2 separate regions of the Homo sapiens genome follow, and region 2 is linked to region 1. The links are chromatin loops, found by intact Hi-C in ENCODE. Cell type or tissue: heart left ventricle. All regions are shown on one strand. Links, peaks and the distances in the headings refer to the core of each region. The heading gives the core; the rest is flanking DNA.

Region 1 (15,202 bases), core at 4,679-12,678:
CTCTGGGTGGCAGCTGTGGCATGGGTAGTGAGAGCAGCTAGCTAGAGAATCTGCCAAGGGTTAGGTGCTACCAGTCCTCTTAAACCTCACAACCACCCTTCTCTTTTTCTTTTTTTGAGACAGGGTCTCACTGTGTTGCTGAGGCTGGAGTGCAGTGGCTATTCATAGGTATGATCATAGCACATTACAGGTGCACAGCGCTGCACCTAGCTACTAACACCTTTTAAGGAAGATGTTTTTGTCTCTGTTTTTATGGATAAGGAAAAGCAGCTTAAAAGGTTTAACTTGCCTAAAGTTACACAGCTACTACTGAGTGTAGAGCTGACACCAAAATTAGGTTAACCAGGCTTCAAAGCTGAGCCTCTCTCCAGCTCTCCTAGGACAAGTCAGGAAATCAGCATTTGCCTTAGGGATGTGTCATGGGACTTCTCCCTTGCAGATTTGATTTCTTGGTTATGCAGTACTTAAACTGTTGAACAATGGGGACAGGGAGCCATCAGTCAGGAATTATAAACAACTGCTAAAGATGTTAATTCTTACCCTGTGACATGGCAGCTAAACCACTTGGAAAAGAGGTTCTTTCCTAACCTATGTCACATAGGTACACTGTGAGGGAACGGCAGAGATCAAACACCGAAGAAAGAGATTAGACTTGTAACTGGCTGGGCACAGTGGCTCATACCTATAATTCTAGCACTTTGGAGGCTGAGGCAGGCGGATGGCTTGAGCCTAGGAGTTCGAGATCAGCCTGGGCAACACGGCGAAACCCCTTGTCTACAAAAAATACAAAAAAATAGCCAGGAGCAGTGGTGCACACCTGTAGTCCCAGCTTCTTGGGAGGCAGAGGTGGGAGGATCACCTGAGCCTGGGGAGGTCGAGGCTGTGGTGAGCCGTGATAATGCCACTGCACTCCAGACACGGTGACAGAGTGAGACTCTGTCTCAAACCAACAACAACAAAAGACTTATAACTGCTCACTTTGACTTTAAAAATGCTAAATGACCACAGCACCCAATGGGGCTGGCTACCACTCACCTAAGTAGAACTGGTTAATAAATAGAGATAAATAAAATAGCAAGGAAAAAGTAGGCTGGCTACTAGAATCTTGGTTTACAGATGTGGCAAGGATGAGTGATTATTTATAGCTTCCTTTTCACCACTTCCCATTCCATGTTTCCTTTGCCTCACGAGTTTTTTATGCCCTCACCAACTGCAACAGAATTTACTGCTTACCATTCACCTGACGTTTAACCCTATAATGTTGATATGGTTTGGCTGTGTCCCCACTCAAATCTCATCTTGAATTGTAGTTCCCATAATCCCGTGTCATGGTAGGGTCCTGGTGGGAGGTAACTGAATCATGGGGGTGGTTACCTAAGTTTCCTAAGGTCTCCCCAGCCATGCTGAGCTGAGTCAATTAAACCTCTTTCCTTTATAAATTACCCAGTCTTGGGTATATCTTTATTAGCAGCATGAGAACAGACTAATACAAATGCCTTAGTACTCTTATATAATTTCTCCTACATGGGCATTAGCTCCCCAAATTAATCATAATCCCTGAATACAGATGAAGCTGGGTATCTTTCGTGACATCCACACACCTGTTCTCTCTCAACTGGAGTCTGCTCTCCCTCCCTTTCTGACTCTAGGGAGCCTTTCCAGATTAAAACACCCACCTATCAACATTCCTTCTACTGGAACTGGGGATGGGGTGGTCAGGGTGTAAGCAATGTTCTTCTGTCAAGTGTTCTTAGGAACATTAATTCATGCCTATCCTAATATTTTTATTAACTGCTGAATTTCACACTGAAGAATCCATCCACTATTACCCAAAAAAGTAATACAGAAAGCAAAGCAGCCGTTTCTGTTGGCCAATGGGTCAAACAAAACTTACCTTTGCTTCAGGTGTTACTACTGGCTTTGGCGGGAACTGCACTTCAGTAGCTTTAAGAATCGTATTCTCTTGTAGGATGTCTTGCTGAGACTGGTTATGGCCAAAAGGCTGTCACATAAAAACAAACAAATAATGTAGGCCTCTGATGAAAATTATAGAGAAAACAATTCAATACCCCAGGGAAGGAAAAGGATAAGACATCTTCTAATTTGAATTGCTGCAAGGAACTCTGGAGACAATCCCCTCTAGTTCTCTCACTTTATAGATAAAAGGGGTTGAGAGCTCAGAGCATATGTAACTTGCTCACAGTTCAACTACCAGGTCAAAGCAGAGTGGGGACCAGAAGCAGCATCTCCTATATCCTAATGCTCTGCTAAGCTTTGCTCACACCAGAGAAAAGGGAGATCTAGAGCAGGACCCAGCAACCTCACCTGCTCTGAGGGATACATGCGGCCCTAAGAAATACACACCTGTGCCTCAGGCCAACTCAAAAAACAGAAAAAGAGAAGGAAAGGAAGTCAAAACCAAGAGGGGTAAGGACAGAGTGGGAAAAAGAAAGAGTTGGGGTTACTTAATGGCTTCAACTATGCCGAGCTGCCATTTCCTTTGTCTTTTTTTTTGAGATGGAGTCTCGCTCTGTCGCCCAGACTGGAGTACAGTGGCATGATCTCAGCTCAGTGAAAGCTCTGCCTCCCGGGTTCATGCCATTCTCCTGCCTCAGCCTCCCGAGTAGCTGGGACTACAGGCACCCGCCACCACGCCCGGCTAATTTTTTTTTTTTTTTGGTAATTTTAGTACAGACGGGGTTTCACCATGTTAGTCAGGATGGTCTCGATCTCCTGATCTTGTGATCCACCTGCCTCGGCCTCCCAAAGTGCTGGGATTACAGGTGTGAGCCACCACGCCTGGTCACCGAGCTGCCATTTTCTAATAAACTCTTAAAAACAAGTTCAACTCAAGTCTCTCTATACTGGTTCTACTGAGATCTCTCTCAAACAGTTATTTCTAGATAATTTCTACTGCTGTTATCGGCAGCAATTCAACATTGTCAGGGAATGTAAATAATAATTAAGCCTACTACCTCTGAATAGTTTCCCTGTTTTAGAGAGGTGAGATAGAAAAAAAAAAAAAAAAAAGACCAAGGAGAAGCTAAAGAGGAAGGTATAATCTGAATTAAGAGCCTGGTCTGGGGAATGTAATCAAAATATTAAGAATTCAAAGGACACACAGAACTCCCATCTGGCTTATACCCACAGCCTACTGGGAAACACTGAAACAAACAAACACACAAAAACAGCAATAGGAACATAAATACACAAATGGATCCTAATATATACATTTATAAGGCATGTTCACAAGGAAAAACAAATGTGACAATTCATTAGGTGTAGTTTACCACTTGTTGAAATATGTCACCTTGATCAGAGGTAACAATGAATACATCCTGACACCATCTCCCCAGTATAGAAATATAAAGCACGCTTTCATTAATAATAGGTTCAACTAATGGGATGGCTGGCGATAAAGATTCTGGGGATATTTTGAGTTTTGGTTCTTGGGGCCCCCAGGTTCTTGGGAAGATTGTATACTTTAATAAATAAACGATTTTTGTAAATCCCTATACACACTATCAGAATAAATACATGTTCCAGATCTAATTGAGAACAGCAAAAGTGCATGTTTTTAACAGCCCCGCAGAACTCATTAGGTGCCCTAGGGTTGAGGATTTCTGCTTACGAATAAGGCTTGTATTATTAAGTCTGTATTTTCTTTAAACCACTCCTTTCAGGATTCTATTTTGTATAACCCAATAATTAACTCCAATAGACTAATCCATACCAAGGCACTGTGTGTGTGTGTGCCACCCAAGAAAGAGATCAAGCTTCTCCATCAACCTTCTAACTTACCTTCCTTCCATAAAGACACTGATAGAAGATCACACCCACCGACCACACATCAACTTTATTTGAGATCTTTGGTGGTTCTTTCCCAACCACAAAACACTCTGGTGGTAAATACCTGGGACAAAAAAGAAATATAAATTATTAGAATAATGATCATATAAGTTTAAGACATGTACAAAAAGACAAAATAAAATATCTTGTTGAAAATAGAAATATCGTTTTTTTTTTTTTTTTTTTTGGAGACAGGGTCTTGCTCTGTCACCCAGGCTGAGTACAGTGGCGTGATCATGGCTCATTACGGCCTCAACCTCCCGAGCTCGGGTGGTTTCCCCACCTCAGCCTCCCAAGTAGCTGGGATTAAAGGCAGGCACCACCATGCCTGGGTAGTTTTTAAAAAAAATTTGTAGCAGTGGGGTCTCACTGTGTTGCCCAGGCTGGTCTCAAACTCCTGGACTCAAGTGATCCTCCCAGCTCGACCTCCTAAAGTACTGGGATTATAGGTGTGACCCACCACACCTGGCCAAAATATATGAATTTTAACAGTCAACTTAGACTTATATGGAAAGTCAATGAAAAGACACTCTAGGCGGGGTGTGGTAATCCCAGCACTTTGGGAGGACAAGGCCAGCAGATCGCTTGAACTCAAGAATTTGAGACCAGCCTGGGCAACATGGCGAAACCCTATCTCTACTAAAAATACAAAAATTAGCTGCGCCTGGTAGCACACCCCTGTAGCTCCAGCTGCTTGGGAAGCTGAGGCGGGAGGATCACCGGAGCCTGGGGGAGGTTGACTGCAGTGAGCCAAGATCATGCCACTGCACTCCAGCAAGAGAGTGAGACCCCCATCTCAAAGTAAGAAAAGACACTCTAACTTAGGGAGGCAGTAATGTCCCTATAGGGCATCAAAATAGTTCTCAATTTCCTAAGAGTGGTAAATATTCTCACTAGTCCCACTTCACTCACGATCTCGGCTCACTGCAACCTCTGCCTCCCAGGTTCAAGCGATTCTCCTGCCTCAGCCACCCAAGTAGCTGGGATTACAGGCGTGTGCCACCACGCTGGGCTAATTTTTTGTATTTTTAGTAGAGATAGGGTTTCACCGTGTTAGCCAGGATGGTCTCGATTTCCTGACCTCGTGATCCGCCCGCCTCAGCCTCCCAAAGTGCTGGGATTACAGGCATGAGCCACTGCACCTGGCCAGTTCTTGATTTTTTAATATACATAACTTAAATATGATCTTGGATAAGTATAACCTTAATTCTAAAATGACCATTTAAATATATTTGTGACTTTTTTATGGCAGTGGCAGGAAAGAATAGGAGTTGTTGAACTCATCCAAATGCAGAAAAATAAGTTAGCAAGATTTTTTTTTTTTTGAGACAGAGTCTCGCTCCATTGCCAGGCTGGAGTGTAGTAGTGTGACCTCAGCTCACTGCAACCTCCGAATAGCTGGGATTTCAGGCGTGCACCACCACGCCCAGCTAATTTTTTTATTTTTAGTATACACGGGGTTTCACCATGTTGGCCAGGATGGTCTCGATCTCTTGACCTCATGATCCGCCCGCCTTGGCCTCCCAAAGTGCTGGGATTACAGGCATGAGCCACCACACCTGGCTAGCAAGATTTTTAGAATATAAAAAGACCTGTCACTTGATTGTACATGTCTGGCAAATCCCTTTCTAGGTCTCAGTTTCTCCACCTGTAAGTGAATGAAATTAATTCTTCATCCAAATAATACTGAAAATAATAAGCATTCTAACTTACTATCAAGGATTTTGAGAGGAGAGTAAAAGACAGCTCTATGATACTAAACTGTGCTAAAAATATATATATATATATGTATATAGTTGCATATTCCATCACAATCAAAATCCCCATACAAAAAAACAATTATTCTCAAGGCATAGTCTATGGGTCACTTCTTTAAAATAAGTATTCAGCCAGGCGTGGTGGCTCACGCCTATATTCCCAGCACTTTGGGAGGCCGAGGCGGGTGGATCACCTGATATCAGGAGTTCAAGACTAGCCTGGCCAACATGGTGAAACCCCATCTCTACTAAAAATACAAAAAAATTAGCTGGGCGTGGTGGCGGGTGCATGTAAACCCAGCTACTTGAGAGGCTGAGGCAGGAGAATCACTTGAACTCGGGAGGCGGAGGCTGCAGTGAGTTGAGATCACACCATTGCACTCCAGCCCAGGCAACAAGAGCGAAACTCCGTCTCAAATAAATAAATAAATAAATAAATAAATAAATAAATAAATAAATAAATAAAGTATTCAATGTAGAAGAATTCTGTAACCAGTAAATACTGCAAATAGTTACTTATAATTTGTTATACCCTTCAGGATTATTTTTATCTGACATACTGAAGATAGTGATTATGACAGTATTTCTACCAATTTGGAGACTCTTCAAACCTTCATAGAAACCTGTAACACTTAATCTTCTCAGAAGCCCTGTCTTAAATTATTAAAAATCTCAACTATAATCTAAAGCAGAAAGAACAGTAAAATGACCCCCTAAGTAAGCACCATCCAGCTTCAAGAATTATCAACATGTGGCCAATCTCCACCATTTCTCCCAACAGACTACTTTGAAGCAAAATCCCTAGCATCACATAATTTTTACTTAAATTCTAATCACTGAATTTTTGTAGGTAAGCAACTACAGCAGTAACTATTTTAAATGCAAAAAAACTGTGCCTTAAAAAAAAAAAGATCAAACACAAAGCTCAAATCCAAATTCCAGTGAATTTATATAGCAGAGGTATAGACCTGTTTCTAGAATTTCCAGCAGCAGATATTTTTGTATCACTTAGTGACAGGAACACTAGCCCACAATAACCACCACAGTGAATAAACATTGTAAATGCAGCTTCTATTTTAAATCTGTAATTTCAAAGTTTTAATTTAGGGACTGACTTTTTACAACAGGTACCATTTCCACAAGCAGTAAGGAGCAACAGAAACCGGGGCATTGTGTCCATGGTGTTATTGGCAGGCTTCACGATGAGCACAGGGCTGATGCTGTGTTGTGAACGCCATGCCCCTCTGCTTCCTCCTCTACCTCTGATTCCCAGACAGTCAGTACTCTCTGCTAAGGCCTAGGACCTTTCAGTTCCAAAGATAAAGTGATTTGACCACCTTCCCTAGGGTACAAATAACATGTGTTGCCCCTCCGTTGGTGCTATAGAGCCTTCTCTTGCAACTCTTGAAGCAAATCCCTCATCCCATTAAGCCAGGAAGAGAGACTTGTATTTGGACTAAAAAAAACTGGGGGCCATTCTTTATATACACCAATATGTGGCTTGTGTGACCACCTCAAAATGGAAGAGGAAGCTTTATTAACACACTTTTACAACCATAGAGTTAAAGGCCTGAGTTTCAGGTATCTTTTATGGTTCTAATGGCCAAAGGTAATAGTAGGCAGAAATAGAAGCATAAAACTGGCAGGCAGAGGTAGCTTGGGTGCGGGTGGCTAGGGGAAGACAGGTGACAAGAGATGTGAAGAAATGTGCCTCAAAAACTTTTAGATCATGGCTAACAGACATGGATAAACTTCTGGTAAATTGTAGTCACTTTTTCCTGTATAGATTTCATATGCGCTATAGTTATGTTTCATCCTGATCTTCATAACTCCCTACAGTCCAACATCCTCAGGCAACTCTTGAGACAAATCCCTTATCCCATTAACCCATGAAGAGAGACCTGTATTTGGACGGAAAGATTTTGGGGCCATTCTTTATATACACATGAGCAACCTTGTTCTCTACTGACTTGCAAGGCCAACTCTGTACAAAAAACATACATTTCAAATACCTGGACACATATAAGCTCTCTTTCTTAAGGATTTTCAAGAAAGGAAAGAAAAATTAAGACAAATTAATATAAATACCAAGAGTCAAACTGTTGAAAAGACAGTAATGATTTGGGGAGAAAGTCTGCTTTGGTTTATGGCATTTTTGCCTAGCAGATAGCATACAGCAATTAATTCATTATCAACACTTCAGCATAGCAGAGCCACATCTCTATAGCCAACCTGGCAGAGCTCCTGGATACCTACCAATAAGTACCAGCACCTTGTGATGTTAGCTCCATGCCATCCACTGAATTGTAGCTATCATCATCCATGATCTTCGAAAGACCAAAATCTGTAATTTTTATCTCTCCACACGCTGTACCATTTACTAAAAGAATATTACCTAAAAAATAAAAACCTTCATGAATAAGCAGAGACTTACTGATTTAAGAGAAAAACCCAAAGTAATAGCAGATAAGAAGGGGACAACTGAACTCAAACTCTTGCAAAAGCAAACATCCAAATCCTGGGAATCAAGCAATCTGGACTCTGGATACTCAGGGAGAGTCCTCAGCATCTGCTGAAACTTCTATTTTCCAAGAATCACCTGCTTAATGTGCCAAAACCACCACTATGATGAGCTCTGGAAATAAAAATAACTGGCCAAAGTAAAATACCCTTGTTCACTTGGTCAAAACTGATGGGAAACTTTCATCTGAACTTTCAGTGAGGATCTCTAAACTACCCTGTTTAGAACAGCACTTGGGGTGTGGGGGAGGAATCAAAGAAACCATGTAAGGAAACCAAAGCTAGCACCACAGCACCGCCTACAGCTCCCATTGCAGGAAAGTGTTGAATTCAGTTATGGAAAATTCATTCACAAAATAGCCATCTTTTAAAAAATTTCTTCATCATAATTAATGTTTTAGTCATCTGAATTGTATTAGAACATTAGAGAATAGTCAATGAGACGCAATATGCACCTACCAGAAGAGTAAAGCAAAGTTTACAATTTTGCAACACCAGAAGGTAAATGTGGACCATCTTCCTAATGCCCAAGCTAAGCTGTTAGAGTTGTCTATAGAACTATGCAGATTTCTAAAACACAGCTGAAGATAACAATAAAAAATAGAGGTAAGGACTCTAGCTGCCCTGTACTCTTTGCTGATGAACATCAAAGCTAGATAATAACCATACAAAAAGATGAAAAATTCTGCTTGAAATTTATTGAAATGGGAGGCATATAAGTAAAAATAAGTTATTAATTTGGGGGCTCTTATCAAAGAGACCTGAAGCAGAGGGACTGTTATGTAGTAGGAGTCATGGGAAAAAAACAAAACTGAACTTGCTGCAACAGTTCTTTCTTAATGAGACTTACATCATGAACTGCCCTGGCTCCAAAGATAAAGGTATTGTTTCTCCAGAGTATTTAATCCAACACGCCCTCCTAAACCCAGTGCTGCTTGGCCAGGACTCTTTTTTCCCACACCTACCCAGGCAATCAAAAGTCAGATGTTATTAGCCTTTCTTGGCTGCTGTGAAATTCTCTAACTTTATCAAATTAAAAGTCACTTATAAGACCAAAGAAAACCCACTAATACTGTCTCCTAAAAGTTAGACATACCTGGTTTGAGGTCATAGTGTATGATGGGAGGTTTTATTTCATTTAAGTACTTTAAAGCATTCACAATCTGCATGATAATGGACCGGGCCTCTTTCTCCGACATTAATTTGTGCTGTTTCAGGTAGAAGTCCAGATCATTTCCCTCACAGTATTCTAATACTGTACAAAACCTAAAGACAAATAAACCAATATTTAACCATGGAATAAGAGCAAGCAGATTAACACTACCTAAATTAGTCCCATGTGAAAACTTCAGGTCATCAGCTTCTCACTCCTTTCTTCTTTGTTCCTTAAAATACTCTTCAATTGTTTATTCAGTATTAGCTGAGGGGTTTCTGGTAAGAAACTGCTTATTCTCTTGAAGAGTTTCCACACCCTCAATGTTGGAATCTGTTGTGCTCAAGTTCACCCATGGCAGACCTCTTCTTGAGTCTAGACTATAAGAATACTGATAAGAACTATAATGTATTTAAGCTAGGTATCTTCTTGGAAGGGGCTCCTTTACACACCCATGCCACACATCCACGTCTAAACAACCAGAATGTGATCAAGTACACAATTCTCTCTTTTTTTTTTTGAGACTCCGTCTCACTCTGCTGCCTAGGCTGGAGTGCAGTGGCGCAATTTTGGCTAGGTACACAATTCGCACTGCAAACATTTTATATAACCCTGAGTGCTGGCAATGAGTAAGAATCTAGAGTTTGCCCACGTCCCAAAAACTGACTGCATACTACGTCTTCTGACAGCTTGGCACAATACTGCACTACAATTTCTCTTAAACACAAGGTGTAAAAGAGCTTGTAAAGTATAGTATCTATGGTTCTAACAAAAGTATGTGGGTTCTCTTTCCTTCCCTTATGTCAATATGTCATACAGACCCATACATAAAACCATATGCCATTGGTGGCATCACAGGTCACGTGTCTATCTTCCAAGGCATTATACTCTGAAGTAAGGTGTCCTGAACTGTTTGAATATTCCTGAGGGATGAATACGTTTTGAAGTTTTCTAAGTTGTGACAATGTGGGTGTATCAGTCAGTTTAGCCTGGAAAAAAAAACCACCTGAACATTTAAAACAGAGAGACTTTAATTCAGGGAACTGATCATACAGATGATGGAAGAGCTGAGAAGACAAACTGGTCAGTGAGGCACCCTAGAGATCATCTACAGCAGGAAGCCATTAGCACCCTCAGGCAAGCAGGCCAGAAGGGAGGAGATGGTGAAACCAGAACCCAGGGTCATCAGGGGAAACTAGAATTGCGGGGAGGGAGAGGAGGTGGAGACCCCCTCCCATTTCTGCCTTCCCATTGGCTGAAACCAACAGAACACCAATGGACACATGGGCCTGATAAACACAGCCTACACGGGCTAACCCCCCAAAGATACAGAGCAGCGAAAGGGCGAGGAACAGAACTGAGAGCAAACAGACTCAGGTCTAGCGCTATGGGCCACTGAGCAATTTGAGGCCTTCATAAAGCACTGCAATTGAACATGGACACACATGGTCCTGTGGACACCACAAACTGAACAATATCTTATGTATCTTAAGAAACATGGCAGGGCATGCTAACACCCTATTTGAAAACAAATGTCTGCTGTAATCCCAGCAATTTGGGAGGCAGAGATGGGTGGATCACTTGAGGCCAGGAGTTTGAGACCAGCCTGGCCAACATAGTGAAACTCTGTCTCTACTAAAAATACAAAAAATTGGCCAGGTATGGTGGCGCATGCCTGTAATCCCAGCTACTTGGGAGGCTGAGGCAGGAGAATTGCTTGAACCCATGAGGTGGAGGTTGCAGTGAGCCAAGATCATGCCACTGCACTACTGCCTGGGCAACAGAGCAAGACTCCATCTCAAATAAAATAAAATTAAAAAAAGAAATGTCTGAAATTTATAGATTCCTCTGATCTGAGATTCTGAAATCTGAAATATAGACTCATGCTCAATGGAATGATTCTTTCACCCAAATGCAAGTTGAAAATAAAGCCTCACTTTCAGCCAGGCGCGGTGGCTCAAGCCTGTAATCCCAGGACTTTGGGAGGCCCAGGCGGGCGGATCACAAGGTCAAGAGTTCAAGACCAGCCTGCCCAGCACGGTGAAACCCTGTCTCTACTAAAAATACAAAAATTAGCCAGGCATGGTGGCGTGCATCTGTAATCCTAGCTACATGGGAGGCTGAGGTAGGAGAATCGCTTGAACCTGGGAGGTGGAGGTTGCAGTGAGCCAAGATCGCACCACTGAACTCCAGCCTGGGCAACAGAGTGAGACTCCATCTCAGGAAAAAAAAAAGGAAAACAACCAAAACAAAAGAAAGAAAAGAAAATAAAGCCTCACTTTTAATACCCAAACAATTCTCAGAAGATGTTCTAAAAATCATGGTCTGACTTATTTTTGGTGAAAATTCATCATACATACAATAGGAAGAACAAAGTAATCAACTCAAGAATAGTATAGAACCAACTCAATTTCTCACATTAGTTAAAAGTGTGTATACAATTCAAAACAGCAGATAATTTGAGCCTGATATTTAACTTTGAAATAGTTCTTGAACTTAATAGTTCAGAGAGGGGGGTCTACCTAGTATTCAAGAAATTTGCTCAAGGCAAAACAGTAATGTCATGCCCCGCCCCTTGTTTCCCAATCCTGCCTTCTAACTAGATCTTTTTAAAAAAATTCCACTCCACGTGAAACACACATGGCTAAGCTCAGTGCCAGGGCTACCCAAATGAGAAGAAATCCCTGAGAGAATGGCCCAGGTCATGTTTCCAAAGGGAATTATAGTCCTCTTTGGGGTTATTTCTAAATGTAAGGCAGCTGTCTGCACAGCCATATCTGAGACTGTTGGCTAGAACAGACCAAAACTCCTAGAATTACCCTGGGAGGCTGAGGGAACCTGAAGTCTAGACCTAGGGTATATTCTGATTCAGTTCAGACTTCTACAGAGAAACATTTCCAAATGCTGAGATATATCCAGCTAAACTGCTGGATAAACCCAGAGGCACGGGAGGTTACCTATACCAAGTAACAAAATATAGCAATGCCCACAATTAATAACTATCTCAGACAAGTTATTTAACTTCTCTGGTCCTCAAAATCCACCTATAAAATGAAAAGGCTGGACTCTGAGATCCCTTCCTATTCTAACATCCTATAAGCCTATGAGCCTGTATTTCAACATGTAGCACTGAGCCTTGTCTTCATTAGTGCCACATTTCTTATCTCAGTCTAGGATAAAATCACACGGCCAGTACTTTTTAAAAAGGTCTGTCAATGTTCATAAGAGTCTCTGGGGTGAGCAGAAACTCTCTTGAACAGTCTACACTCACTAGTGCACGTCAGTGGCATGCTGGCACCAACTCATGCCAGTTTCCAAGAGCTGACTTAAATTTTCAAGAATTTTGTGAGCTGGTTATCAAACCGTTATAAGCAAAATGTGGTATATCCACACAATGGAATATTATTTTGCCATAAAAAGGAATGAAGTACTGACACAGGCTACAAGGATGAAATTTGACAACACCATGGTAAGTGAAAGAAGCCAGTAATAAAAGTCCACATACTATATGATTCCATGCATATGAGGGTCCAGAATAGGAAATCTATAAAGATAAAACAGACAGATTAGGGCTAGGGCAGAGGGATGGAATGGTGGAATAGATGAATAGTAGTAAAAGGTATGATGGGGTTTGAGATGGTGAAAAAATTCTAAAATTGCCTCTGGTGGTTGCATGTATCTATGAATATGCTACAAACCACTAAACTGTATATTTTACATGTGTGAATCATACAGTATGTGAATTATAATTAAGATGTTTAAAAAAAAACAAAAATAAACAGGTGGTACATCAAAATTAGACACAGGAGGAATATCTACACCACGGAAACTGGCAAACACTATAAATTAGCCCTGTCTCTCTTCATACCAAGCTGGCTGTTAAACATTTACTGGCACACAAGTGCACATGTCCTTTGGCCTAGAGGTTTCTTGCTGATCCAAATCTGAATTTATGTTTGATCATTTGTCACAAATTACTTGGTTCCCTCAGAGGGTATGTCCTGGACCCAGAGTTCAGCTCTATTCCATGAACAATCAGCATTGCAAGAAAATAATATAACTGTTAAGGTAAAACAGCACAGCACTTACGAGTCAGTATCCAGTGAAAAGTAATCATACAGCTTAACTATTCTGGGATGATCCAGCTCTTTATGAATCCGGTATTCCCTACATGCATGCCTGTAAACAAAAGGGAAAATTAACAAGAAGGTATATTGGCCTGCCTTTTAGAACTCTTCAAAGATCCTCCTAAATATTCAATCATTTCTCTATTGTCTCCACATGTTAATTCCATTCAGGTCCATCTGGTCCCTCATCTGACTTTTCTCTTTGCTCATCCTATTTTCTCCACTGGAATCTACCAAGCCATTGAGAAAATAATAGGTGCTCTGGCTGGGCGTAGTGGCTCACGCCTGTAATCCCAGCACTTTGGGAGGCCGAGGCAGGTGGATCACGAGGTCAAGAGATGGAGACCATCCTGGCCAACATGGTGAAACCCCGTCTCTACTAAAAATATAAAACTTAGCTGGGCGTAGTGGTGCGCACCTGTGGTCCCAGCTACTCGGGAGGCTGAGGTAGGAGTCACTTGAACCCAGGAGTTGGAGGATGCAGTGAGCTGAGGTCGCGCCACTGCACTCCAGCCTGGTGACAGAGCGAGACTCTATCTCCAAAAATAAAATAAAATAAAATAACAGGTGCTCAAATATTTGTTAAGTGAATGGATGTCAACCCTTTTCATCCCTTTCAAGTTCATTCTATGATAATCACACCTCTTTTCCACGTATACTCAAGTATCATAGATTTTAAAATAACAAGGACGGTTATTTTCCCCCCTCCTCTAAAGCTGATACATCATATCTGTAAATGTATATATGCTCGGGTAACATCAAAGGGGTCATTTTTAGCATGTAAACCCCTTAGGTTAAAGCATTATCTGTTACATAAATCAATTAGCAGTACTTTGTATTTTTTGTTTTTAAATCCTTCTTACAAAAACAATTTAAGTGCTATTAGCTTTACTTTATTCTAATAAAATATGAAATGTGAAATTATGGAACCCCAGTTTTCTTAGAATGGCGAATTTGATACAGTCATCCACTGCAGAACAACCCTTCGGTCAATGATGCTAAGCCACACATATGACGGGGTCCCATAAGAGTATAACAGAGCTTCCCATGAACTGAGGAAGAAAAAAAAAAAAAAAGTACAACAGAGGTGAAAAATTCCTATCACCTGGTAACCCAGCAGTCATGATGTCACCACACAATGCATTACTCGCGCTTGTGGTGATGCTGGTGTAAACAAACCTACTGTGCTGCCAGCCATATTAAAGTCTAGCACCTAACAATTATCTACAGTATATAACACTTGATAATGATAATAAATGAATACATTATTGGTTTATGTATTTACTATACAGCAGGCCCTTAAATAACATCATTTTGTTATAACGCTGATTTAAAAAAAAAAAAAAAAAAAAAGGGGGCCAGGCACGGCAGCTCATGCCTGTAATCCCAGGACTTTGGGAGGCCAAGGCGGGTGGATCACCTGAGGTCGCTGGATCACCTGAGGTCAGGAGTTCGAGACCAGCCTGACCCAACATGGTGAAACCCCGTCTCTACTAAAAATACAAAAATTAGCTGGCCGTGGTGGTGGCCACCTGTAATCCCCACTACTCAAGAGGCTGAAGCAGGAGAATCACTTGAACCTGGGAGGTGGAGGTTGCAGTGAGGCGAGACTGCGCCATGGCACTCTAGCCTGGGTGATAAAGTTAGACTCCGTCTCAAAAAAAAAATCAATTCCTGGTCGGCACCACTGTCCATGTGGAGTCTGTTTGTTCTTCCCCTATCTGTGTGGGTTTTCTCAGGTTATTCTGCTTTCCTCCCACATCCCAAAGGCACATGTGTTGGGTTCACCGGCATAC
Region 2 (15,202 bases), core at 3,265-11,264, 52 kb before region 1:
GAACGTCAGGGATGCTATGTTAAAGGGAATCTGGATTTTAAAAAAATCTTCCTCTAAAGAATGCTGGATTTTGTTATGGCAGGCAGTTAAATTACCAGTGGATTACCTTGCTCTTGTGGAGGTTTGGTTTTAAGCTTTGCTAGGGTGGGGTTGTTTGAGTTTTGCCTTTAGTCTTCAGATGTGGCTCTTAACCTTGGATTTAATCATAAGGTGAGGCCCTTCTGGGATTTCAAAAGAAAACCTTAGGTGATTACTAAGCCCCTCAAACTTGGTGGAACTTAAATTTTAAACTCTGTTTCCTCAGCACCAGATAGCAACTGAAACCTCTACCTCCCAGCTGCTGTTTCTTGCTGGGCTGCTTAGAACCCTACCCTGCAAATGCACAGTTCAGGAGTCACCAAGGATTTAAGGAGAATCTGTAGAAGGAATTTCTATGGCTCCTTGCTTTCCTAACATTTCCTCTCAATGTTAGCCTTTCTAGTGGCCCCAAGCTCTAACCGGTAAAACTGCCACTTTCTGTATGAGCTCCTCAAACCAGGTAGTGTGTTCAGGGAAAAGCTGGTTAAATGTGCCAGGTTTACTTTTTACTTTCAAGGATTTTTTCCTCTCTACCTCTGTCTGGTTTTAATTGCTGTTCATTGCCTTCAAATCACCATAATCACCATATTTTATAATTTTCCCTTAGTCTAAAAGCATTCTTGGCCAGAGAGTTAGACTGACACAAGCTACTCTGCCACTTCCAGAACCAGAACTCGCTATCTGACACTCTTGTTTTCTGTCTTCTCCACCACTGTAACCCCAGCACCTACAGTTCTGCCTGACACACAGTGATGCTTAAATACTGAAGGAACAAATGAACACATGCATGAATGAACGAATTTCATGCCTAGATAATAATCACAAACAACCAGCCTATCTTTCTGCTCCTTGTTCCAACAGCCAGATTAATTTTCCTAAAACATAGTACCCACAGCTCCTGTCACTGATGCTCAAAACACCACCATGGGAATGTAGGTTGGGGCAGGGACCCTGCCCCTCTGTCCTCTAACAGCACTTGGATGGGGTTCCTCTCTGGGCAGGACAAAGTGAGCTTCCTAAAGTACCCCTAGGACAACTGCCACAGCTAATCTCTGGGTCCCCTGCCTTGAACCTGCTCCTTCCCTCCTGCCATGAACAGAATGTGTCAACCTCCAAAAATTCATGTGCTGAAAGCTTTTTTTTTTTTTTTGATACAGAGTCTCGCTCTGTTGCCCCAGCTGGAGTGCAGTGGCGCGATCTCTGCTCACTGCTGCAACCTCCGCCTCCCCGGTTCAAGCGATTCTTCTGCCTCAGCAGCCTCCCAAGTAGCTGGAACTACAGGCCTGCGTCACCATGCTCAGCTAATTTTTGTATTTTTAGTACAGACGCAGTTTCACCATGTTGGCCAGGCTGGTCTCAAACTCCTGACCTCAGGTGAGCCTCCCACCTTGGCCTCCCAGAGTACTAGGATTACAAGAGTGAGCCACCACGCCCGGCCTGTGTTGAAATCTTAAACCCCCATGGTGATGGCATTAGGATGTGAGACCTTTGGGAGGTGCTTAGGTCATTAGGGAAGAGCCTTCATGGATAGGATGAGCGTCCTAATAAAAGACACCCCAGAGAGACCCTCACCTATTCCACCATGTGAGGGTACAGTGAGAAGACAGCTGTCCACGAGGAAGTGGCCCTCACCAGACATTGAATCGGCAGGAACCTTGATCTTAGACTTCTCAGCCTCCAAAGCCATGAGAAATACATTTCTATTGTTTACAAGCCATCTGTTAACGGTATTGTGTTATAACAACCCAAACAGACTAGGTCACCTTTCAGCCACCCACCAGAAACCAGAAACCAGCTCCAGGACTTGATCCATGCCTGCCCAAGCTTCCTTTAAGGAGTAGGTATCTGGTTCTCAGAAACTCTACTCCAGGCAGTAGTAACAGAAAATGGCCTTGGCAGGAGGTAGCCAAAGGGGCCTGGGGCCGGAAAAGGAAAAAAATTATTGCTTGTTTTGTAGATGTTTCTCAGAGATACGACTGGAAAACGAAGCCCAAAACTTCACGTGAGCCCACAATAGCCCAAGAGGACGTTATCTTCCTCTCCTCCCCAGCCAGAAAATCCACAAGTGTGCTAAATCAATGCCAGGTGGGCTGTAGCAGTTGTAGCAAACGGTGAATGAAGGGTCTGAAAGAGGTCCAGGTTAGTCGGGAGGGGCTTTTCCCAGGGTCAGGCCAACCTCCCCTCACTTGACAGAGGAAACTGAAGTCCAGAAAGGGGACGGGATTAGAATGTCCAACAGAAGTACCTTTCAGGCCTCAGTTTCCTCCTTTGTCACATGAGGCACAGCTTCAAGGCCCCTCCTCCCTCTGACATCCTAGGCTCTGGGTTCAAATCCACCCAACTTTCTGCTAGGTGCATGGCATGTTCCAGGCAATGCTGGGACCACAAGGAAACTCGCAGCACCGTCCCTCCCCTCGCAGGATTTGTAATCCAGTTAGAGGAGAAATGCCGGGCATAAGAGCAAACAAACCTTTAAAATCCCAGGTGTCTGGGGGCGTTACAAGGAGCTCTGTGCCTCCCAAGGGCCGAGAGACTCCGCTGGGCAGAGATCTGAAGACTGCAATGTGGAGGAGGCACTGAAGAACACAGGTCACATTTTCTCATTTGGCAGCAAAAGAGGACAAAGGCAACCTCTTGCATTTTCTCATTTGGCAGCAAATGAGAAAAGGCTGAGGAATCAAAAAGCAGAGGAGAGGCGTGCAGGAGCTCTGCAAAGCAAAGGAGAAGCTGAGGGGGGATTCCTGTAGGTGGATCCGGGGGGACTCTGCCAAGCCGGGGTCAGGGGGTTCTTGAGAGCATTTTCCACCCGAAGTGGCCGGTGGGCCTGGGCCCTCAATGAAAAGAGGCTCTTTCTCCAAGGCCTAGTGGAGGGGGAGTGCACGCTCAGGCTGGGCTGGAACTGCTGGGGAAAGAGAAAAGGCGTCCTGAGAGCTGGCTCTGTGTTCTTTGTACCCGTGCTTCATCAAGCACATACAAAGCGGGCAGAGGGAGCTCAGAGTGCAGAGGCCTGATGCCCCCCACCCCCATCCAGAGAGGGCCCCTCCAGCCTCACCCACCCCCCAGCCTCATCCATATGCATGGGAGCATCAGGTGTCAGTGCAGGGAGCAAAAGTGCCCCCCACAGAAGGTGCAGGGCCCCTCACAAGGATCTTGGGATTCTCCTCCCCAAGGACAAAGACCACTTCTTGCATTTTGTAGGCAATCAACCCATGCCTAGCACAGTGCTACGCATCAAGCTGTGGCTCAATATGTTCTTACTGAGTAAATGGAGAAATGAATGAAGCTAGGCAGGGAGCTGTGCACTGAGCACTGGCTGGGTGTGATTCATTCATTTATTCATTCATTCATCCAACAATGATGTATTGAGAATTTCATAGATGCCAGCAGGGCATCAGGCACTGAGGGTATTGTGAACAATATAGACATGATCCCAGCCCTTATCACCATATGGTCTGGCAGGGCGCTGGGCTCTACAATGAAGACATGGCAACGATAACAATCTGTGACCTCATTGAGCTGCCTTTATCTGCCCAGGAAACTTCCCATCCCCTTCTTGTTCTCCTTGTATTGTGTACCTCTGGCTATGTGGATGTGTGGGTGGGCACAAGGCTCACTCTTGAGCTGATGACAGTGTCTATCCCCTTGGCCACAGTGATGGGGCACATAACTCAAACAGGGCTGATCAGAGAACTCCCCTGGAACACATAAAGCTTTCCCTTTTTGTTAAGATTGCTAGGCTGGGGCTGCCAATGGCCATGCTTCCTACGATGAGGGGATAATATATAAAGAGAAGCAGAGTGAAACGGGACAAAGAGATGGAAAGAGAGGAAGTGAGTCCCAAAGATGCTGGATGTCCTGTCCCTGAATCCCTGAGGCTCTTTCCTCCATTCTGTGAAACACTCAGGATCATCTGCAGCCAGCTGGGCTCCTGCATTCCTTTTTTAATTAGCTTGTCTGCATTGGGTTTCTGTCCCATTCTCCTTATTTCCTGGGAGGTTACTGCTCTAGGACCTCCTCTGACCTGTCAGACCAGCCTCTTGGGTCGGCTGCAGCACCAAGGCCATGTCAGAGGAGGTGCCTGGAGGCTGGACCCTCAGCCCATTCTCCTAATCATCCTTCTGGCTGCTCCCTTGGGGGCTTTCTTATCCCATACAGATGATAATCATTTATGAAGCACTGTAAGGGAAATTAAAAATGAACCAGATGCTGGGCACAGTGGCTCATGCCTGTAATCCCTGCACTTTGAAAGGCTAAGGTGGGAAGATCGTTTGAGCCCAGGAGTTCAAGACAAGCCTAGGTAACATGGTGAGATCCCGTCTCTACAAAAAAATTTAAAAATTAGCCAGGTGTAGGCTGGGCGTGGTGGCTCACACCTGTAATCCCAGCACTTTGGGAGGCCGAGGCGGGTGAATCACGAGGTCAGGAGTTTGAGACCAGCCTGGCCAACATGGTGAAACTCCATCTCTACTAAAAGTACAAAAATTAGCGGGGCATGGTGGCGCACACCTGTAATCCCAACTACTCAGGAGGCTGAGGTAGGAGAATCGCTTGAACCCAGGAGGCGGAGGTTGCAGTGAGCTGAGATTGCACCACTGTACTCCAACCTGGCAACAGAGTGATGTTCCATCTCAAAAAAAAATTAGCCAGGTGTGGTGGCATGTGCCTGTGGTCCCAGCTACTCGGGAGTCTGAGGCAGGAGGAATAACTGAGCCGAGGAGTCTGAGGCAGTAGTGAGCTATAATCACGCCACTGCATTCCAGCCTAGGAATCAAAAGAAGATACAGCCTCTGCCCTCATGCGTTTATAATGAAGCTGGAGAGGCTGAACTCATGAAGCAATCCATGGAAAAGTTTAAGTCTGCACGGTTGGGGGTGAAGGTGATAGATAGAAATGAACTTTCCAGATAAATGAAGTGTGATAGAAATATTTCTTTCTTTCTTTTTTTCTTTTCTTTTTCTTTTTTTTTTTTTTTTTAAAGAGACAGAGTTTCGTTCTGTTGTCCAGGCTGGAGTGCAGTGGCATGATCATAGCTCACTGCAGCCTTGAATTCCTGGGCTCAAGTGATCCTCCCACCTAAGCCCCCAGAATAACTGGGACTATAGGCATGCACCCCACCATGCCCAGCTAATTGTTGTTTGTTTGTTTGTTTGTTTTGAGATGGAGTCTCGCTCTGTTGCCCAGGCTGGAGTGCAGTGGCGCGATCTCGGCTCACTGCAAGCTCCTCCTCCAGGGTTCACACCATTCTCCTGCCTCAGCCTCCCGAGTAGCTGGGACTACAGGCGCCCGCCACCATGCCCGGCTAATTTTTTTGTATTTTTAGTAGAAACGGGGTTTCACCATGTTAGCCAGGATGGTCTCAATCTCCTGACCTCGTGATCTACCCACCTTGGCCTCCCAAAGTGTTTGTGTTTGAGACGGAGTCTGCTCTGTTGCCCAGCCTGGAGTGCAGTGGAGCGATCTCCACTCACTGCAGGCTCCACCCCTGGGGTTCATGCCATTCTCCTGCCTCAGCCTCCCGAGTAGCTGGGACTACAGGCGCCCGCCACCACGCCCGGCTAATTTTTTTGTATTTATAGTAGAGACAGGGTTTCACCGCATTAGCCAGGATGGTCTCGATCTCCTGACCTCGTGATCCGCCTGCCTCGGCCTCCCAAAGTGCTGGGATTACAGGTGTGAGCCACCGCACGCAGCCCCAGCTAATTGTTTTTACTTTTTGTAGAGACGGAGTCTTGCTTTGTTGCCCAAGCTGATCTTGAACTCCTGGCCCCAACCTCCTGATCCTCCTACCTTGGCCTTCCAAAGTGCAGGATTTCTAGGTGTGAGCCACCGTGTCTAGTTTGATAGGAATATTTCTGATGTAGTCCACACTTCTTGTTTCTCAGACATCCAGGTCATCACCTGGGAAACATGCCTGTGCTCATGGGCAACTGGGTTTTAAAGCAATTTGCCCTACATTGAGTAACCCATCTCCTTCCTCCTTGATGGTCACTGAGGCCTCCTCTCCCGTCCTGTCTGCTTCAAGGCACACAATGCTTTGGTGAAGTCGCGAGGCTGAGTGCAAAGGCTTGACAACAGTTTGTGTCTCTGGAGCAAAACCCTCAGCTGTTGCTGCAGTTTCCCCGGACTCAGCCCATCCACAGAGGCAGCCAGAGGTCTGACCTCAGATAAGACGGCTGCTCTCCACAAGACATCACAGATGAAGGAGGCAGATGAGAAGTTAATTCTAGCATGGTGCCTGGCATGCAGCGGACTCTCAACAAATATGTGTTGAATGAGAGGCATGTCACATAAAACCCTGAAAGGCACAAGCAGAGACAAGGACAAGGAAGGCATTCCAAGGACAAGGAAGGCGGTCCAAGCTGCCCAACCGCAGGAGCAAAGGCTGCAGGCAGGAACGCAGGGCCCAGCGACCACCTGGCTTAGCTCCTGGAAAGCTGGGGGCTGGAGGACAGCTGGCCAGCCCTGGAGGGGACTCAGTTCCATCCCTGAGGGCATGGCAGGGTGGCCTCCAGCCTCTGAGCCTCTCTCCCTTCACTGCCCCTCCCCAGGCCACGCAGAGGCGAGGGGTCATCCCAGGGAGAGCCAGAGGCCGCCTGAAAGGGCCGCCAGCCAAGAGGAGCAGCTGTTTTCAATGAGCTGCTTAACCTCCAGGCCAGGCCTGGAAATGTCCTTGAGTCAGCAGAAGCTGCCAGCCCCACCCTGCTAAGAGGCCAACCCTGGGGACCCAGCACCCCACCCTGCACCACCCCTGGCTAGAGACTGTGTCCACGTACATGCATGCACATTAGATCCTGGGCTGGACGAGGGGGGCATTGCTTCCATGGAGGACGGGGGTTACATGATATCGAAGCCCAATACCCCGCCCAACTGTGCAACATCCCCACCGACATCCTGAACCATGGTGGGTTTCCCTCTACCGGCCACCTTCCCCTTTTCACACCCTCCTCCCTCCTCCCCAACAGCCCCTCCATCCCAGCCAGGCCAAACTGCTTTCCTCCCACAGCTTAAAGTGCTTGTGCCTAAAACCTACACACACAGTCCCAGTGTTGCGCTGTTGCTGTCACAGGCCACCCTTTGTAGAGCAGTGGCGGGCTTCCCCCACCAGTCATTTCCAGAGATGCTTTTCTCCCCACTTCAAATCTCTGTGCTGCAGACTGTGATATCCTGTGTTCTAGGAAGACATTAAATCACACTCTGGCAGGGAATGGGTGGAGAGGTGGGACTGTCCCTCCACCTACTAAATGCAGGCGGTGGTGGGGAAGGCGACTGTCACCTTTCCCGCGGTTTTGCTGATCCTCCAGACCCCGCCCCGGGGGTGGGGGCGGGGGTGGGGGTAATGCGGGCTGAGTGGAAGCTAGCCCCGCCCCTGGGGTTCTCTGGGAAGGCAAATCCTCACCCGCGCTGGCCTTCCCCTTCGCAGTGTCATGGTGTTTGATCTCATCCCCTGCTGGCTTTTGTCTTAGACCAAAGCATCACAGTATTTTCGGCCAGTCCTCCCCCAGGCCCCCCTTGCCGGAGGAACTGGAGAGCGGCCGCGCTACAGCAAGCAGCAATCGCTCTCGCCTCCAGCCTCTGCTCCGGGCAGCGCCCGGCCCTTTCCTCCCACTGGCTCTTCCTCACCGGGGGTCACCAGGCCTGGATCCCCAGAGTCCGAGCATCCCGGGGGCGGGCACACCTTGACCCCTTTCTCCCCCAACCCAGTGCCCAGGATCTGGGGCTCCCAGATCCACCTGCTCTTGGAGTTCCGAGTCTTCTCTGCTTCTGCTCCCAAGGGGCACCCCTGCCCCCGCCATCGTGCGCCCCCAACTCCAAGGAGCGCCCCTCCCCAAGCCACCGTTCGCCCTCAATCTGCGGCACGCCCCTCCCCCCGCCACCGTGTGCCCCTCCCTCCACCGAGCACCCCTCCCCCTGCCATCGTGCACCCCCCCAAGCGGCGCCACTTCCTCTGTCACCGTGAGCCCCCTCTCCACTGGGCGCCCCTCCCTCCACCGCCGTGCGCCCCTCAATCTGTGGCACTTCCCGCTCCGCCGCCTCCCGCCCAGCTAGACAAATGCCCGGTCTGCGTGGCCGCTGCCCCTGGCGCCGTCTGCTAGCCCGCAGCCAAAATAAACAGCCCAAGAGCCACTTCCTTCCCCGTGGGGGGAATTTTCACAACGACGGCTGGCTCCAGTCGCGGCAGGAAGTGGCTTTCTGGGCCAACGATCCAACCTCATTGACCAGGCCGCTGAGGGCAGAATTCGGGAATGGGACCCGGAGCGCGGGGGCGGAGGCAGAGCCTCGCCGTGGCCACGCGATCACTTGTGCCCTCGCGGGGACCCCATCGCCGACAGCGGCCACCACTCCATAACGCAGGTGCGGAAGGCCTCTGCCGAGCCACACCTGTTCATTTCTCCGTGCGGGGGTGTTGTGCGCCTGCCCTTTCTTAAAATCATGGACAGGTTAGGACTCCACGCCTGGTTGATTGAGGACGAACCAGTGAGTGACTGCGTGACTTTATTAGGAGACATCCATACGAATTTGGGGGAAAGCATTTTTTTAAAATGTAGTTTTGACAAAGTGTCTACAAGGTGTGTGGGGTGGGGAGTAACCGAAAGCGGAAATATTACACGTGCCCCTCTGGTTCATTGAAGAGTCAGCAGAAATGAAGAAAATCTTTGGGCCTTTCTGTAATTTACAATTTTCCATAGTGAAAATTTATGTTTTCTGACTTAAAAGAAAAAAACAACTTAGATACCCCCCCACAAACAAAAGAAATGTGTAGCAAAATGTATTCAACCAGAATGATTAGTTCCTGAGAAACTGAGGTTTAAAATATTAACAGTCAGGCAGGGCGCGGTGGCTCACGCCTTTAATTCCAGCATTTTGGGAGGCCGAGGCAGGTGGATCACTTAAGGCCAGGAGTTTGAGACCAGCCTGGCCAACATGGTGAAACTCCATCTCTAATAAAAATACAAAAATTAGCTGGGTATGGTGGCAGATGTGGTGGTGTATGCCTGAGGAGACTGAGGCAGGAGAATTGCTTGAACCCGGGAGGAGGAGGTTACAGTGAGCCCAGATCGCACCACTGCACTCTAGCCTGGGGGACAGAGTGAAACTCGTCTCCGTAAAGAAGGAGAAAAAAATTAACTTTCAATTCAATTTCTTGGTAATGGTCTTTCAAGTAACACTTGACAAAAAAGGTAGAGATTCCCAACAACCTGCACTGGAGGTTTTCACTGGCCAAGTGCCCACTGAGGACCCAGGCTCTGCCCCTGGCTTCTCCATGCCCTGGACCTTTGCCTGGCATGAGTCTGAGCTTGTGAAAGATGTTTGTCGGCCGGGCGCAGTGGCTCACGCCTGTAATCCCAGCACTCTGGGAGGCCGAGGTGGGTGGATCACGAGGTCAAGAGATAGAGACCATTCTGGCCAACATGGTGAAACCCTGTCTCTACTAAAAGTACAAAAATTTGCTGGGCGTGGTGGCGTTCGCCTGTAGTCCCAGCTACTTGGGAGGCTGAGGCAGAAGAATTGCTTGAACCCAGGAGGCGGAGGTTGCAGTGAGCCGAGATCGCACTACTGCACTCCAGCCTGGCGACAGAGCGAGACTGCGTTTAAAAAAAAAAAAAAAAAGATGTTTGTCAAATGACAGAATGACTGTGAATGGAGGGATCTTAGAATTCATCTTGCCAATCGTTTAGAACGGGAAACTGAACACAGAAAGGTTAAGTGACTTGTCCAGGGATGTTCAAGGAACCTGGACCATGGCCTTTCTATTAGGTCTAAACCTCATCAGAGTCCTAAACAGCACTGTGCCAGTATTTGCTTCTCTAGGCAAATCATATCATTTACGTCAATACCGACAATGAAATGGCAAGTTAGTGATCATTACACCAGCACCACAAGCATGAACCAGGCCTGCCCCCGGCAAACTGGGACCTGTGGTCACCCTGCGCTTGTAAAAAGAGACACAAAGAATGCCAGGCATTAACCATGCGCGTCCAGGCACCAGACAGTGGGTTCCAAGGCTTTTCATTAATCCTTATAACAACCCTCAGATGTAGGCAAAATTCTGATCTGCACTTGACAGATGAGGAAACTGAGGTATTAAATAACTGAGAGATTAACATCTTGATAACACAGTTAATAAGGGGAAGAGCTGGGAAGGATGGCCAGGCAGACTTATTCCAGAGCGGACTCCAGCTAGCCTCCGAATTTTAGATGATAGCCCACAGGCAAGTTGTGTTTGGCTTCAGGATGTGTGAGAGAGATTACACATAAAAATGTAGATTTCCAGTCGAGGCAGCATGCCTGCAGGGTGCCAGCCACAAGAGCTGGTGCAGCTGCCCACCTGGGAGGGGTGTGGGCTCACCGGTTTGCCACAGTCTCCACCCATCCCTTTTGTGCCCCCACCATACACACACACTGAAGTGGAATGAGAGTGGCCATATAGTATCATGCTTGTACCCTTGTTTTTCTGAGTGGCAAAGCATTTTTCAGTATCCTGGTGTCTATTAAGAATGACGGCCAAGCATGGTGGCTCATGCCTGTGATCCCAGCATTTTGGGAGGCAGAGGCAGGCAGATCACTTGAGGCCAAGAGTTCGAGGCCAGCCTGGCCAACATGGTGAGACACCGTCTCTACTAAAAATACAAAACTTAGCCGGGTGTGGTGGCGGGTGCCTGTAGTCCCAGCTACTCAGGAGGCTGAGGCAGGAGAATCACTTGAACCCTGGAGGCGGAGGTTGCAGTGAGCCGAGATAGTGCCACTCCAACCTCAGCAATAGAGCGACACTCTTGTCTCAAAAAAATTTTAAAAAAAATTAAAAAAAAAAAAGAATGACAAGAAGGCTGTATCTATTTCAAAATAAAACAAAACAAAAAATGTATGTATCGGTGGGGCGGGGGGGGTCTGCTGCCCTGCCAACATGATTGATGTCAAATGACACTGTGACACGCTGCATAGGAGACATGAGACACATTTGAAGCACAGCACAATATGACTGAGAAATCAAGGCACGTTTCCTAATGAGCTGTTGCTCCACACATTGGCAATTCCCTGCCCTCCTGACATGGCAACATTCAAAGATCACTTGTTTGGTTCTAAAAGCAAGGCACGGCACTCTTTTTGAGACAGAGTCTCTCTCTGTCACGCAGGCTGGAGTGCAGTGATGAAATCTTGGCTCACTGCAGCCTTCACCTCCTGGGTTCAAGGGATTCTCCTGCCTCAGCCACCCAGGTAGCTGGGATTACAGGCGCCCACCACCATGCCTCGCTAATTTTTGTATTTTTAGTAGAGACGGGGTTTCGCCATGTTGGCCAGGTTGGTCTTGAACTCCCGACCTCAAGTGATCCATCTGCCTCAGCCTCCCAAAGTGCTGGGATTACAGGCATGAGCCACTGCGCCCAAATGGCACTCTTTAAAGTCAAGTGAATTTAGAATCCTTCTTGCTTGGGAACCTTCAAGATCTCCCTTTAAAATTCTAGCCAAAGATTGAGCACCTGCCAACTTCTGTGACGACAGATCAGCCGGGCCTGCCCCCACCTCCAGGAGGCACCATGGTGGAGGGCTTGGGAGGGCAGCTCTAGAATGTGGACCTACCCAGGTTCGCACCTCTGCTTGGGCCCTTGGGCCCTGGGATTGGCTGCCTCACTTCCGCAAGCCTCGATTTGGGAAGGACACGAATAAGACCTGTCTCCTGGGTTTCTGGGAGGACAAAGGGAGAGAAGGCTTCCTGTCCCTCTGTACCTGGGGAGCACAGAGTAATGGAAGGCCATTACTGCTTTTGATATTTAAGCAAGAACCTCTGCCCAGTTTTGGGCAGCGAGCTCAAGAATCTGTTTGTGTTTCACAGCGGAGAGCCTGGGAACCAGGCTTAGCAGACACTGCAATCTGGATAAGAAGAAACGATAAGAGGAAATACGGCCAAGGACTCCAGTGTTTAAGCTGCTCTTCAGAAGAATTAAAAGAAAAATAAACCCACGGTCCAGATGCAAAGTCCTCCCCCGACCCCAATTCCCATGGGTGCCCAGTCCCTTGCCACCACCATATGTTTCTGTCTTTGAACTCTGGACCCCTCCTCAGGTCTCCCAGGAGGGAGATGCAAGGAGAAGAGGAGGGTGTGTCAGGGAAAAGTAGGGGGCTCTCTGGAAGGGCTAGGGCAGGGCAGATAGGGTGTGCACTCTTTCAGCCACATTCCGGTTCTGCAGAAATAAACTCCAAGGGCAGCTGTAAAGGGAAAATGAGGTCACTCACAACGCAGCTGGAAGGGAAAGTGTGGAAAGAGGTGGGGCAGCGCCCACACCCCTTGGCCTGGCAGACACTGGGACGGGAGGAGTTGACCTGGGACCCTCACCAGGACCCTTGCGCAGTCACGCAACCTCCGCCTCCCGGGTTCAAGTGATTCTCCTGTCTCAGCCTCCTGAGTAGCTGGGATTACAGGCGTGTGCCATCACACCCAGCTTATTTTTGTATTTTTAGTAGAGATGGGGTTTCGCCATGTTGGCCAGGCTGGTCTCGAACTCCTGACCTCAAGTGATCCGCCCGCCTGGGCCTCTCAAAGTGCTGGGATAGCAGGCGTGAGCCACTATGCCCGGCCTGTTCTTCCCTCTCTAATATCAATTAAAAATTGATGGGGTGGTGAAGAGAACTCAGGCTCTAGATTCAAAGCTGGCTTTGAGTCCCAGTTCCTGAGCGAGTCACTTGACCCCTCCACTCTCAGTGTCCTCCTCTGGTCAGTGAAGAAAACACTCCTCCTGTCCACTGCGTAGACCAATTACTGAGCACTTAGCAGGTACCACTGAGCAGGTACCTCGTGCTGCCCGCTGGGTAGTTGGCAGGGATGGCTGAGATCATGGATGGGAAGATCTCACCTCACGGCTCCTCACAAAGGGAGCTCATGGGAGTAGCAGCCCCAGTGGGGCAACCTTTTTGCTGGAAAAATTGGCAGCATCTATCAAAAACCTTCAAAAGAATGAAAACTTTCACCCCAGAATTCATTTCCTAGGAATTTAACTTAAGGAAAGAACTAAGAATGTATACAAAGATTTAGCCACACAGCATTATTTACAATAGCAATGATGGGGGAGCAACTAATGTCCAACAATATAGTGTTGACTAAGTAAATGGAAATATATTCGTCTAATGGAATACTATGCACACAACAGAAATGTATAAAGGGTATTTAGACACAGAAGTTCACATTCTATTGCTGATTTTTTTTTTAAAGCAAAAATGGCAGGGCGCGGCAGCTCACACTTGTAATCTCAGCACTTCAGGAGGCCGAGGCGGGTGGATCACCTGAGGTCAGGAGTTCGAGACCAGCCTGACCAACATAGTGAAACCCCTTCTCAACTAAAATTACAAAAAATTAGCCAGGCATGGTGGCATGCACCTGTAATCCCAGCTACTCAGGAGGCTGAGGCAGGAGAATCACTTGAACCCAGGAGGCGGAGGTTGCAGTGAGCCAAGATCATGCCACTGTACTCCAGCATGGGCGATAGAGCAAGACTCTGTCTCAAAAAAAAAAAAAAAGAAAAAGAAAAAATGAATATATAGTATAACTTCATTTTTATTTTCTTTTAAATCAAGTAATGTCTAGAAAGACGCTTTTGCATTCTTGTTCTTAAAGTTGGGTGTCCAAATCGCCTGGGGAGCTTATTTGCAATGCCGGTGTGTGGGCCCTAGAGCAGTTCTACTGAATTAGAATCTCGGAGTGATGGAATATCTAGATTGTAAACAAGAGTCCCAAGCAATTCTGGGGTACATCAGGGTTCCAGAACAACTGTACATACCCAGGTGTTAACAGTGGTTATGACTGACTTATGAGATAGCTGTTGATTTTTATTTTCTTCTCTTTGTATTTGCTACAATTAATGTATTTGGTAATTAAAAAGAGATAGGGAATATATGGTGTGCATCTGTCCTTTGTTTCAAACTTAACCCTGCGGGACTTGAACTCATATATGCAGAGTTTGACACTAAACCCAGCACATTTGGAGAGGGTGAGCAAACAAGTAAACCAAAGAAGATCCTTCTGCGAGAGGCTCCAGATGGATGAGACCAACCATCCAATCCTGGTGCCAAGGAGCAGACACTGCTGACAGCAAAGAAGTGGGTGCCTTCAGAGGCATGAAGTTGACGTAGGTCAAGCACCTTTTCACCCTGACTGGGATCCACATCCGACTTCAGGTCTGAGCAAGGAGTCTGGTGTGCTACGATGTACACAGTGACACTTCTATCAGTGACAATGAGAAATGACCTGCCCAGCATGGTGGCATCACACCTATAAACACAGCACTTTGGGGCTGAGGCAGGAGGATAGCTTGAGCCCAGGAGTTCAAGACCAGCCTGGGCAACATAATGAGACCCTGTCTCTTAAAAAAAGAGAGAGAGGGGGCCGGGCGCGGTGGCTCACGCCTGTAATCCCAGCACTTTGGGAGGCTGAGGCAGGTGGATCACGAGGTCAGGAGATCAAGACAATCCTGGCCAACACGGTGAAACCCCGTCTCTACTAAAAATACAAAAAATTAGCTGGGCATGGTGGCAGGCGCCTGTAGTCCCAGCTACTTGGGAGGCTGAGGCAGGAGAATGGTGTGAACCTGGGAGGCAGAGCTTGCAGTGAGCCGAGATCGCACCACTGCACTCCAGCCTGGGCAACAGAGCAAGACTCCGTCTCAAAAAAAAAAAAAAAAAAATAGAAAAGGACAGAGAAATGACCTAAATGTCCAATAGGGGATAAGTTATGGTCCACTCACACAACAGAACCCTATGTAGCCAGTAGAAGTGTTGGGCAGAAATACATTGATGACATATTCCTGAATGAAAGAAGAACATTATGAAACAACATGAAAACATCTCTATAAAGTTTTTTACAGGGAAAGCCAGGTGCGGTGGCTCACACCTGTAATCCCAGCACTTTGGGAAGCTGAGGCAGGTGGATTGCTTGAGCTCAGGAGTTTGAGACCAGCCTGGGCAACATGGCAAAAACCCATCTCTACATAAAATACAGAAAAAAAAATTAGCTGCAGTTGGTGGTGCACACCTGTGGTCCTGCTTACTCAGGAGTCTGAGATGGGAGGATTGCTTGAGCCCAGAAGATTGAGGCTGCAGTGAGCCAAGATCATGCCACTGTACTCCAGCCTGGGCA

What was found. A loop is a pair of places that touch in the nucleus more often than their neighbours do. Peaks named below come from ENCODE experiments on the same cell type or tissue, not always from the same donor. Only the 100,000 strongest peaks of a DNase experiment are listed, where the experiment ranks them.
Region 2: a loop joins it to region 1, with 2.0 times the contacts of the local background. A loop is called at or near these places in 3 of 110 quality-filtered maps.

What each region holds. Positions count from the first base shown.
Region 1 is chr17:62,594,841-62,610,042 of GRCh38, reverse strand. TLK2 (tousled like kinase 2) reads right to left here. Exons shown (of 22, transcript NM_006852.6): 17 at 13,369-13,458; 18 at 9,223-9,392; 19 at 7,863-8,001; 20 at 3,802-3,913; 21 at 1,895-2,002. Among named protein-coding and RNA genes, the nearest start is that of MRC2, 25 kb to the left of the region's middle. In heart left ventricle, for the core only: a CTCF peak has its summit at 8,427; no DNase peak of the experiment used is centred there; H3K27ac peaks cover 276 bases.
Region 2 is chr17:62,645,572-62,660,773 of GRCh38, reverse strand. All of the region lies in intron 1 of MRC2 (mannose receptor C-type 2), which reads right to left. Among named protein-coding and RNA genes, the nearest start is that of MRC2, 26 kb to the right of the region's middle. RefSeq lists enhancers at 6,076-6,786, 7,499-8,209, 8,210-8,921. In heart left ventricle, for the core only: no CTCF peak of the experiment used is centred there; DNase peaks (open chromatin) are centred at 6,673, 7,503 and 8,223; H3K4me3 peaks cover 1,873 bases; H3K27ac peaks cover 2,604 bases.